2 separate regions of the Homo sapiens genome follow, and region 2 is linked to region 1. A link is an interaction called in ENCODE POLR2A ChIA-PET data of the cell type or tissue named here. Cell type or tissue: Caco-2. All regions are shown on one strand. Each heading gives the region's core, and the rest is flanking DNA. Links, peaks and the distances in the headings are about the cores only.

The links. Peaks named below come from ENCODE experiments on the same cell type or tissue, not always from the same donor. Only the 100,000 strongest peaks of a DNase experiment are listed, where the experiment ranks them.
Region 2: POLR2A ChIA-PET joins it to region 1 with 5 read pairs; 1 of 35 experiments calls an interaction of 5 or more read pairs at or near these places.

Annotation. Positions count from the first base shown.
Region 1 is chr3:120,157,638-120,163,014 of GRCh38, reverse strand. The region is part of intron 1 of LOC105374065 (a long non-coding RNA gene); the gene reads right to left. Among named protein-coding and RNA genes, the nearest start is that of GSK3B-DT, 65 kb to the right of the region's middle. In Caco-2, for the core only: no CTCF peak of the experiment used is centred there; a DNase peak (open chromatin) is centred at 2,794.
Region 2 is chr3:119,209,115-119,214,491 of GRCh38, reverse strand. B4GALT4 (beta-1,4-galactosyltransferase 4) reads left to right here. Exons shown (of 8, transcript NM_003778.4): 8 at 1,811-2,750. The coding sequence ends at 1,943. Among named protein-coding and RNA genes, the nearest start is that of B4GALT4-AS1, 15 kb to the left of the region's middle. In Caco-2, for the core only: no CTCF peak of the experiment used is centred there; a DNase peak (open chromatin) is centred at 2,971.

The DNA of each region.
Region 1 (5,377 bases), core at 238-5,237:
GTTGCCTTGGCTGGAGTGCAGTGGCGTGGTCTCAGCTCACTGCAACCTGCACCTTCTGGGTTCAAGCAATTCTCCTGCCTCAGCCTCCCAAGTAGCTGGGATTACAGGCACCTGCCACTACACCTGGCTGATTTTTGTATTTTTAATAGAGACGCGGTTTCACCATGTTGGCCACACTGGTCTTGAACTCATGACATCGTGATCTGCCTGCCTCGGCCTCCCAAGAGGGAGGGTTTAATGCAGACAGTGGTGTTTAGGAGGCTGAAAGCAGGAGAGAGCTTATCACTTTGCCCTCAGAGTTTGCTTTCCCTATCCCTGGCACCCACTCTGATGTCTTGCTCCTTGAAACATTCTTGACCTTAGCATTCCCCAATCAAACCACATTTGAATAAGAGAACATCTTGAGATGTTTTGTTCACCACTTAAGTCACAAGAAGACAGGAAATGCCAATGTCACAAATCAAAACCTGTTGTGAACTTGAAAAGGTCTGTGTCAAGGTTTCCCAAGAAACATTAGGCTCAGAGAATAAGTGCCTGGGAGACACCCTGGAAAGGTCTGTGGGTGACTAAGAAGAAAGCAAAAGGCTAGGAGAAAAAAAGGGAAGATGGATAAGAAGTTCAGGCACGGTCCCATGGCTCACGCCTGTAATCCCAATGCCTTGGAAGGACAAGGCAGGAGGATTGCTTGAGCCCAGGAGTCCAAGACGAGCCTGGGTAACAGAGTGAGAACCTGTCTCTACAAAAAATAAAAAATCAGCTGTGTGTGGTGGCTCATGCCTGTGGTCCCAGCTACTCGGGAGGCTGAGGCAGGAGGATCTCTTGAGCCTGGGAGGTTGAGACTGCAGTGAGTTATGATTGTGACACCGCAATCCAGCCTGGGTGACCCAGTGAAACTTCAACTCAACAAGAAAGAGGAAGAGAAAGAGGAAGAGGAAGAAGAAGAGAAGAGGAAGAAGAAGAAGAGAAGAGAAGAGGAAGAAGAAGAAGTCCAAACAACAGAGAGATGAGAAGAGAGATGTGGTGAAGGAGCAAGCCAATCAAAGAACAAAAGGCATCCTATGTGGACAGTTTGTGGCAATTGCCTCTCACATAAATAAATGTACTGACGCCAGTTCTAAGTTGAGAGGTGAGGCTTGCTTCTGCGAAGAATGGCAGAGATATCCTTGCAGAGTCCTTTCTTTAGGGCATGTGTGACTGTTCATTTCTCCACTTTTCCCGTTAAGACTGTGAGCTCTTTGAGCTTAGAACTTGTTATAATTATCTTGGAATCCAGTACCTAGCACTGTGCCTGGCACATGGTCAATGCCCAGCAAATGCTTGTCAAAAGAAAAATCAATCAAGGAAGGAAGAATGACCTCACCAGAACTGTCTTAAGGGGCACCCCAGGGAAGCACAGCTCACAAAAGTTCAAGTGGGAAGCCAGGCTTAGGTATCTCTTCAACTTATGTGATGGATGGCAGTGTTGCTGCTTCACCTAAATTTAAATCCCCCGTGATAACATCTTGAACCCTTTGTGGAAAGAAGGCATTTTAGATGTGCTCTCTTCATTAATTTTTGTACAATAATTTTCTATCCCCACTGCGATGCCTGGGCTTCAAGTCACCTGCATGACCATGTTGCTTTCAGCAAGTTCAGAACCTCTTTATGGCTCAAAGGCTCCCAACTGCCACCTGGGGTAACAACACCTACCTCATGAGGTTATGAGGGCTAAATGAATTAATATTTGTAAAATGGTTTGAACTGTGCCTGGCACGCAGCAAGTTTCATATGTTTGTTGAATAAAAATAAGTAGATAAAAAGTCTTACAAAGGAAAACACAGATTTATATGCAGAAATCCTCTTTATGTTTTCTTGTGTTACACAAAAATTCCTCATCTTGGTCTTCAATTTGTTCCTGAGGGAAGAGATCTGGAAAAGCAAGGATAGCCTTTTGGCTCAGCCCACTTTTGGGGAAATAGAATTTTCTGCCTGAACCCATCTGAGACAGGTGCATTTACTATAGGGAGCATATCCATCTGCAGAACTCAAATATCAGGGTGAGGCCAGAAGGAAAGGTGTAGTTGGAAAGCCAGGAAATTCGATTTTTTTTTTAAGATGGAGCCAAGAGACACTAATTTCCTTAGTAGAAATATTATGCACTTTGGCTGGGTGCAGTGGCTCATGCCTGTTATCCCAGCAATGTGAGAGTCCGAAGAGGGTGCATCACCTCAGGTCAGGAGTTTGAGACCAGCCTGGCCAATATGGTGAAACCCCGTCTCTACTAAAAATACAAAAATTAGCCAGGCGTGGTGGCTTGTGCCTGTAATCCCAGCTACTCAGGAGGCTGAGGCAGAAGAATCACTTGAACCCAGGAGGTGGAGTTCGCAGAGAGCTGAGATCGCACCACTGCACTCCAGCCTAGGTGACAGAGCAAGACTCTGTCTCAAAAAAACAAAAACAGAAAAATATTATGCACTTTGTAATAGAAGAAAATATATGTAAGATAATCTGCTATGCACCACTTAATACTCATCTTATTTAATATTTATAACCACCTAGCAAAGTAGTTATTGACTCTGTTTCACAGATGAGGAAACTTTAACTGGGAGAGGTTAGGTCACTTGCCAAAAATCACACAACTGGTTAGAGGCAGAGACTGAGTTTGCACTGAAATTTGACTTCATTCCAAAGCCTTTTGTGGACTCCCTAAAGCTGGTTACAGAGCATGTGCTACAGGCATGCTACCAGAAGACAGAAGGAATTTCAACCCGGCAGGGCAGGGACCCAGCCTGAGGTTTTCTTAGGACACCAAGGTTTCCTTAGGAAAAGCAAGCTGGTCTGGTTCTGTAAGCATATTGCAAAACTCTCCATTGCTCAGTCATTGCATCAGCATCCTGGAGGCTGGAAGGGAGCTCCCTAGAGCTACCTGGTCCTCCTCAGTTTCAGAAAGCTCAATGCAAAATACAGGTGATACTGACAGCAAGCAGTCTCCCTGTTTAAAAAGATCACGGTCAGTCCTGCAAACTGAAAAACTTTTCTCAAGGATTGTGCTTTGTAAGTGGCACAAAAAGATGATTCTGCGCAAGAGACCCAGAAGACCCTGTGGCAAATGGAAACAGTGCTACTCTCAGATCTTCTACTGAGCTGAGGGAAGAGCCACAATATCTCTTTTTTTTCTTTTTCTTTTTCTTTTTTATTTTTTATTTTGGAGATGGAGTCTCACTCTGTCACCTAGGCTGGAGTGCAGTGGTGCAATCTTGGCTCACTGCAACCTCCGCCTCTTAGGTTCAAGTGATTCTCCTGCCTCAGCCTCCTGAGTAGCTGGGATTACAGGTGCCCACCACCACGCCCGGCTAATTTTTGTATTTTTAGTAGAGATGGGGTTTCGCCATGTTGGCCAGACTGGTCTTGAACTCCTTAACTCAGGTGATCCACCCGCCTTGGCCTCCCAAAGTGCTGGGAATACAGGCGTGAGCCACTGAGCCCGGCCCACAATCCCTTTTCAATTCAAACCCACTTTGCTAGAAAAATCTTCATTCCTCCCTACTTCCTGCAGGATGAAATCTCACCTTGGTTTGGGGCTTGAAATCTCATTTTCCCCACTAGACTGTGAGCTCTTTGAGCCTAGAACTTGTTATAATTATCTTGGAATCCCCCACACCTAGCACTGTGCCTGGCACATGATCAGTGCCCAGCAAATGCTTGTCAAAGAAGAATTAATCAAGGGAGGAAGACTGGTCTCACCAGAACTGTCTTAAGGGGGACCCCAGTGAGGCACAGCTCACCCTCCCACTAAACTTACCTAAAACTCTCCTTGTTCCTGCCAGCTGGGTTTGCTGTCTGTATCTGGGGCATACCTAGGCCCAGATCAGGCTCAACACTTTTGTTCACACCAGCTGCTTTCTCCTTCATTCTAACTACCCCAACCTGAAGTAGCTTTTCCTCTTTCTGACCAGTTCCAGCTGTCCTCAGATTTATTAGGCAATAAATTGCATACTCCTGATATGCCCCCGACAGCAATTCTACTGTTGTCTTGGGCTGTTCTATAAATCCTTTATTGTTAAGGTTTCACATGCTCACATCTTACCTGTTCAAATAGATTATCAGATACTGGAGGGCAAGTGCCCTGTATAATCTATCACTGCATTTTCATGCTAGCCTCTGCAGTGCCTGACACCTAGGTGTCAACCAACATTTCTAGGTTTATTTTGAAGATGGGCCAACTCTCTATGCTCCCATCTTTCTGTTTTTACCAAGAGTGTCCTGAACAGACAAAAAGTAATTTGGTAGCAATTTTCTGTCAGAACATATTTGAAATTTAACATTTCTGAGAATCTCTGCTGTCTCATTGGAAATGAAGGAAACAAACATTTGCTGAGGGCCCACTATGTGCCAGGCACTGTGATAGGAGCTTACATATACAGCTAGAAGAAATTGAGCCACCAAGACCTGAGGAGGAAGGTTCCTGTCTCAGCCCATTTTCTGCTGCTATAACACAATACCACAGACTGGGAAATTTACAAAGAACAGAAATGTATTTCTCACAGTTCCAGAGGCTGGGAACTCCAAGATCAAGGCGCTGGCTGGTTCAGTTGCCTGGTGAGGGCTGCGTCCTCCAGAGAGGAGGAACATCGAGTCTTCACATGGTGGAAGGCAGAAGCGTCAATCAGACAAATGCTATATGAAGCCTCTTTTGTAAGGGTCTTAGTCCCATTCAGCTGGGAGAAGCCCTCATGACCTAATCACCTCTTAAAGGCCTAAATCACCTAAATTTAGGTGACCTAAATCACCTCTTAATACTATCACCTGAATTTTGGGGCGGTCACATTCAAACCATAACAATCCCTAAAACCCTGGACCCAATGTCTCCAATATCCTCAAAAAACAAAAATAACAAAACACCTTTCTGGATGGTTTCTATCCATGAACAGCTGCAGAAAGCTGATGGGGACCAAAAAAAGAGGGAAACCAGCTTAATTAATCCTGCTGCTGTTGCTGCTGCTCCCACCATAAAATATAGTAAAAATTGGAAGTGGGATACAGATCTGTCAACACATTCTTCTGATGTCACAAGTAGGCACTTTTACGCTCAGGACAAGGAGGCCATACCAATGGAATGCAGCCTGGTGCCTTATTTCCAGCAGTTACCCTCATCACTCCAGAACTGCGGGTGTCCCATGACTGGGCCAGGGTGGCCTGGGCCTTGCGGTCAGGAGCCACTGCTGTCAATCCACATCCTAAAAGGATTTCTTCTCTCTCAGGTCCTGCCTGCAGATCCCGGGATGTACCCGGTCAAGGTAGGGTTTTAACATTAGCCTTTTTTAAGTTCCCAAGATGATTTTAATGTGTGGCCAGAGTTTTTGCCTCTGAGCTTTGTTTCTGACCTCCTGGGATGCCA
Region 2 (5,377 bases), core at 1-5,000, 950 kb after region 1:
TGCTCTGCTGTGATGAAATGTTCTAGGCTCTTCTTGTACTTTTCCTGCCTTGGGAATTGGCCTATTCACAAGGAATCCTGGCAGATAAGCCAGTTCTTATGAGGCTTTGATTGAAGAATCTGTATTTCTTTGTTCTGATTTTTCCCCTTAAATTTTCAAACAGTCTTAAGGGGTTTTTAGTGCTTTTGTTATAGTCTACATTTTAAAACAATATTAAAGTGCTTTTAGCCTGATATTAAACAGTCCTGTTAAAGTTCATTTATTTTTTTCTGAGGCAGGGTCTCGCTCCCAAGCTGGAGTGCAGTGGCGTGACCATGGCTCACTACAGCCTCGATCTCTCAGGCTCAAGCAATCCTCCAAGCTCAGCCTCCCAAGTAGCTGGGACCACAGGCATGTGTCACCATGCTTGGCTAATTTTTTTTTATTTTTTGTAAAGACAGGGTCTTCCTGTGTTGCCAAAGGCTGGTCTTAAACTCCTGGGCTCAAGCAGTCCTCCTGCCTCAGCCTCCCAAAGTTCTAGGATTACAGCATGAGCTACCATGCCTGGCCTAAAGTTTATATTTTAAAGCATTATTAAATGGCTTTTCACCCTTTTGGTAGAGTCAACCACTCCAACAAAATAGCTATTTCTATTTTCTATGTTTTTCTAGTCATTGTCCATAGGTATGCATTTTTCTCTTTATGTTAAAAAAATTAATTATTGAGTAGATACAAAAGAGTATTCCTAAATTGTATGAAAAGTATGAAGATTCTTGATGCCATGAACACTGCTGATATCTCCTACCCCCACTTTGAGTGCATGACCTGTGTGGTCCTCCCTAATTCTGTAGTCTCCTCCTTCACATCTCCCCTATCCACCTACCCAAGTAACACTTCTCTGAATTTTTGTGATAAGTATTTGTGATAATGATAGTTATTTCTGCTGTTTCTTGGTTTTCTTGTTTTCCCATATGTTTGTATCCCTAAACAAAAGATTGCTTAGTTCTGCATGTTTTTCAACTTTATGTAAATGAAATCACACTGCATTTATTCTTCTCTGACTTTATTTAGCTGAACATTATGCATCTGATCCCCATCCATATTGTCATGGGTAACTAGCATTTATTGTCTTCACTGCTGAACAAGTAGAACCTATTCAGTTCACTGCCCACTTGTCTTCCCAGATTCCATGGTTCTGGCCACACTAGTGACTTCTTTAAATGCATCCTGCTCTTTTGCGTCTGTGCATCTTGCCCAGGGTGGTCTCTCTGCCTGGAGTGCTTTTTCCTTCACCTTCTTCACTTGGTGGATTTCTCTCTTTCAGCGTTACTGAAATTTTCCTTCTCCCTGACACCTCACCCGACTTCCTCATGAAGTTAGGTCTCCCTTCATTCATCCTCATCTACATACATTCTAATTTTTTTGGAGGCTCGTGAAAGCTATGTACCCACCTACAGACAAACTTTCCTTATAACATAGGAAGATTCAGAGATCCCCTGAAGCTCAGCCAAGGATCAGTTAGCAATGGTTGGTACATATCCTGTAGTATCTGTATTCCTTGCACATCCTTCTGTCCTGTAGACTGGGGGCTCACTGAGTGCAGTGACACTTTTCATCATGGGTCCCCGGGTTCTCACGTGGAGTCTGACACATGAATACATGGCTATCATGTCTGTCACCTTCAATGGGGCAAACAAACTTTGTAATGGTAGGAAACACAACAGGTACAATAATTTACAAAAATATGTTTGCCACATTTCAGGGCAAGGCAAAATGCAGTGGAGACATATGTTAAATTCTTATCATTCACATTTGTTCTTTTTATCTTTAGGATGAAGCTCTTACACCAAGTGTCACGAGTCTGGAGAACAGATGGGTTGAGTAGTTGTTCTTATAAATTAGTATCTGTGGAACACAATCCTTTATATATCAACATCACAGTGGATTTCTGGTTTGGTGCATGACCCTGGGTCTTTTGGTGATGTTTGGAAGAACTGATTCTTTGTTTGCAATAATTTTGGCCTAGAGACTTCAAATAGTAGCACACATTAAGAACCTGTTACAGCTCATTGTTGAGCTGAATTTTTCCTTTTTGTATTTTCTTAGCAGAGCTCCTGGTGATGTAGAGTATAAAACAGTTGTAACAAGACAGCTTTCTTAGTCATTTTGATCATGAGGGTTAAATATTGTAATATGGATACTTGAAGGACTTTATATAAAAGGATGACTCAAAGGATAAAATGAACGCTATTTGAGGACTCTGGTTGAAGGAGATTTATTTAAATTTGAAGTAATATATTATGGGATAAAAGGCCACAGGAAATAAGACTGCTGAATGTCTGAGAGAACCAGAGTTGTTCTCGTCCAAGGTAGAAAGGTACGAAGATACAATACTGTTATTCATTTATCCTGTACAATCATCTGTGAAGTGGTGGTGTCAGGTGAGAAGGCGTCCACAAAAGAGGGGAGAAAAGGCGACGAATCAGGACACAGTGAACTTGGGAATGAAGAGGTAGCAGGAGGGTGGAGTGTCGGCTGCAAAGGCAGCAGTAGCTGAGCTGGTTGCAGCTGCTGATAGCCTTCAGGGGAGGACCTGCCCAGGTATGCCTTCCAGTGATGCCCACCAGAGAATACATTCTCTATTAGTTTTTAAAGAGTTTTTGTAAAATGATTTTGTACAAGTAGGATATGAATTAGCAGTTTACAAGTTTACATATTAACTAATAATAAATATGTCTATCAAATACCTCTGTAGTAAAATGTGAAAAAGCTTTGAGTGTTCCTTCGTGTTTTTTATTGTTCTTTGAGGCCTACAGATATGTTCATTTCAGTATCCATAATTCTAAAGAGCTTAAAAACAGAACAAATGAAACAAAGCCCTCCACTACTTCTGTCTCCCGTCCTTCTGTCCCTCTCTTGTTTGTCTCATTTGTGACCTCCTTGTGGAACCAGCTCCAATCTTACGATAGGCCCGTCCATGTCTCACTCCCTGGGCCTCTCCGTGAATGCATTATGCTTATCATGCAAGCCCTAGGGGTTCTCAATCCATCATTATTGTATGACACCTCAACAGTTAAACTTTAACAAGAATGAGTGCCAGCCAGGAAGTTTAAATAATATCTAATCCTTCCCAAGCAGGGAGAGAGGGAGTAGGAAGTTTGGTGCTCCTAAGATAAAACAGGAGTTGTCACCACCCAAGTGGGGAAGGAGAATTTGAAAGGACAATACACTTCATAGGCATGAAACGTTTACCTAGGGCTAGCTTGGTTTAGCTTTTAACTCAGCACAGGGAGCAAAAGAGCAAAAGTGGTTATTTTTCTTTTCCTTTTTTTTTTTTTTTTTCTTTTTGCGACAGGGTCTTGCTCTATCACCCAGGCTGGAGTGCGGAGGTGCAGTCTCGGCTAACTGCAGCCTCCACCCCCCAGGCTCAAGTGACAATCCTCCCCCCGTCAGCCTCCTGAATAGCTGGGACCACAGGCGCACACCACCATTCCCAGCTATTTTTTTGTATTTTTAGTAGAGATGGGGTCTCACCATGTTGCCCAGGCTGGTCTTGAACTCTAGAGCTCAAAATCAATCTGCCTGCCTGGGGTGCCCAAAGCGCTGGAATTATAGGTGTGAGCCACAGTGCCCGGCCATGTTTTTTTCTTTACTTAGCAGAGAAATACTCAGGGTTTTCATGTTTTTTGCTCAAACTTTGTAAAGGAGCTTCATTCTTGGGAGATTTGCTAATGAGGCTGTAGTCTGTTGAGTAAATCTCTCCCTCACTGTCCCTTCTCTTTTCTGTAGAAACTTTGTCTAGAGCTCTCTCCCAATTTGCTTGACTATGACCATATTAACAGACGGTAATTGAGAGGTTGTAGGTCCCTCCCTCATCATGGTTGGGAAGGGCAATGGAAGAGAATGGTGTGTGCAAGGAATTTGAAGATCTGTATTTGAGAACTCAATTTCTTACTCAATGGAAATGGAGTATAGCTAGTACCATGCAGAAACTCTCTTGTGTTTTTTTGACATCTGCAATTTTTTAACTGTTGGAAACCACTGAATGATGCCTTTTATTTTTCTTCAGGTAATTCTTTCAACCAAGATAATCTAAAAGTCCCTTAAATGACTTGTTATGGAACTTCTTGAGGTGGAAGATAGTTTTTTAAGACCTTGACACTGCCATTGTGACACTTTCCCTGCACTGGGGCATCAAAGGCTGGTGACACGGGGCATGAGGCCGCCTGCCCACTCACTGCTGCCTCCCTCCCTGCTCTTGCCTCCCCACTGGGCAGGGGGTTTGGCTTCAAAGGAACTGGCTTCCTCCAGTTCCTGCCCTGTGCATTTTCTCATAGTTGCCAAAGAGGCCTACTGTTTTAAATATTGTAGAGACAGCTATGCCTACTATAATTGCTAAGGATTATGTGGGGGCAGGCTATTTGGATATCACAACTACCTAACACAAAGAGTGTGTTACTTTGAAGTTTTCATTGATTTTTTTTCCTCACCTATACTGGCATTCATTTCTATAGTGCTTTGCAGTTTGTGATATCTTTACACACACTTTATTGGTGCCGCTTACTCTTTTTTTTTTTTTTTTTTTTTTTGAGACAGAGTCTCACTCTGTCACCCAGGCTGGAGTGCAGTGGCACAATCTCGGCTCACTGCAACCTCCACCTCCTGGGTTCAAGTGATTCTCCTGCCTCAGCCTCCCAAGTAGCTGGGACTACAAGCATGCCTCACCATGCCCGGCTAATTTTTGTGTTTTTAGTAGAGACGGAGTTTCACCATATTGGCCAGGCTGGTCTTGAATTCCTGACCTCAGGTGATCCGCCTGCCTCTTCCTCCCAAAGTACTGGGACTACAGGCGTGAGCCAATGTGCCTGGCCGATGCTTCTGACTCTTGAGGTAAGAGGGCAGTTGAGTAAGTTGAGTAAGTAGAGGTCTCAGCCAGGAGGGTGCCTTGCCAGGAGTCTCACAGGCAGCAAATGGCAGATTCTGAGCAAAACTCGGGCCCTTTGACTTTCAAGACCATTACATCATATTGCCTTCTTCTTGGCTTCTCTACTTCTTTGTGGTAATTTTCCTGAATGTGTGTCATTGTCTTAATTCCTACAGAGAGTTAGTATTGTCTGGACCCTGGAAAGTGCATTCCTGTTCTCAGCTGCTCTCAGAACTTTGTCCCCAACTCCATCTGTAATTTTTCTGCCCTTACCCCCATCACTTCCACTCAAGCCCCAATGGATAGATTTCCTGGGAGCCCCAAAATGCTCTGTGAATGGACTTGAGTGAGATAAAAGACATTTTCTCCCAGACTTGAAATTCACTTTCCCCAATCCTATTCATATATGCAGTCCCTACCAAAAACCATTAACATGTTCTGCAAGATGAAGCATATTCAGGTACATTTCATAAG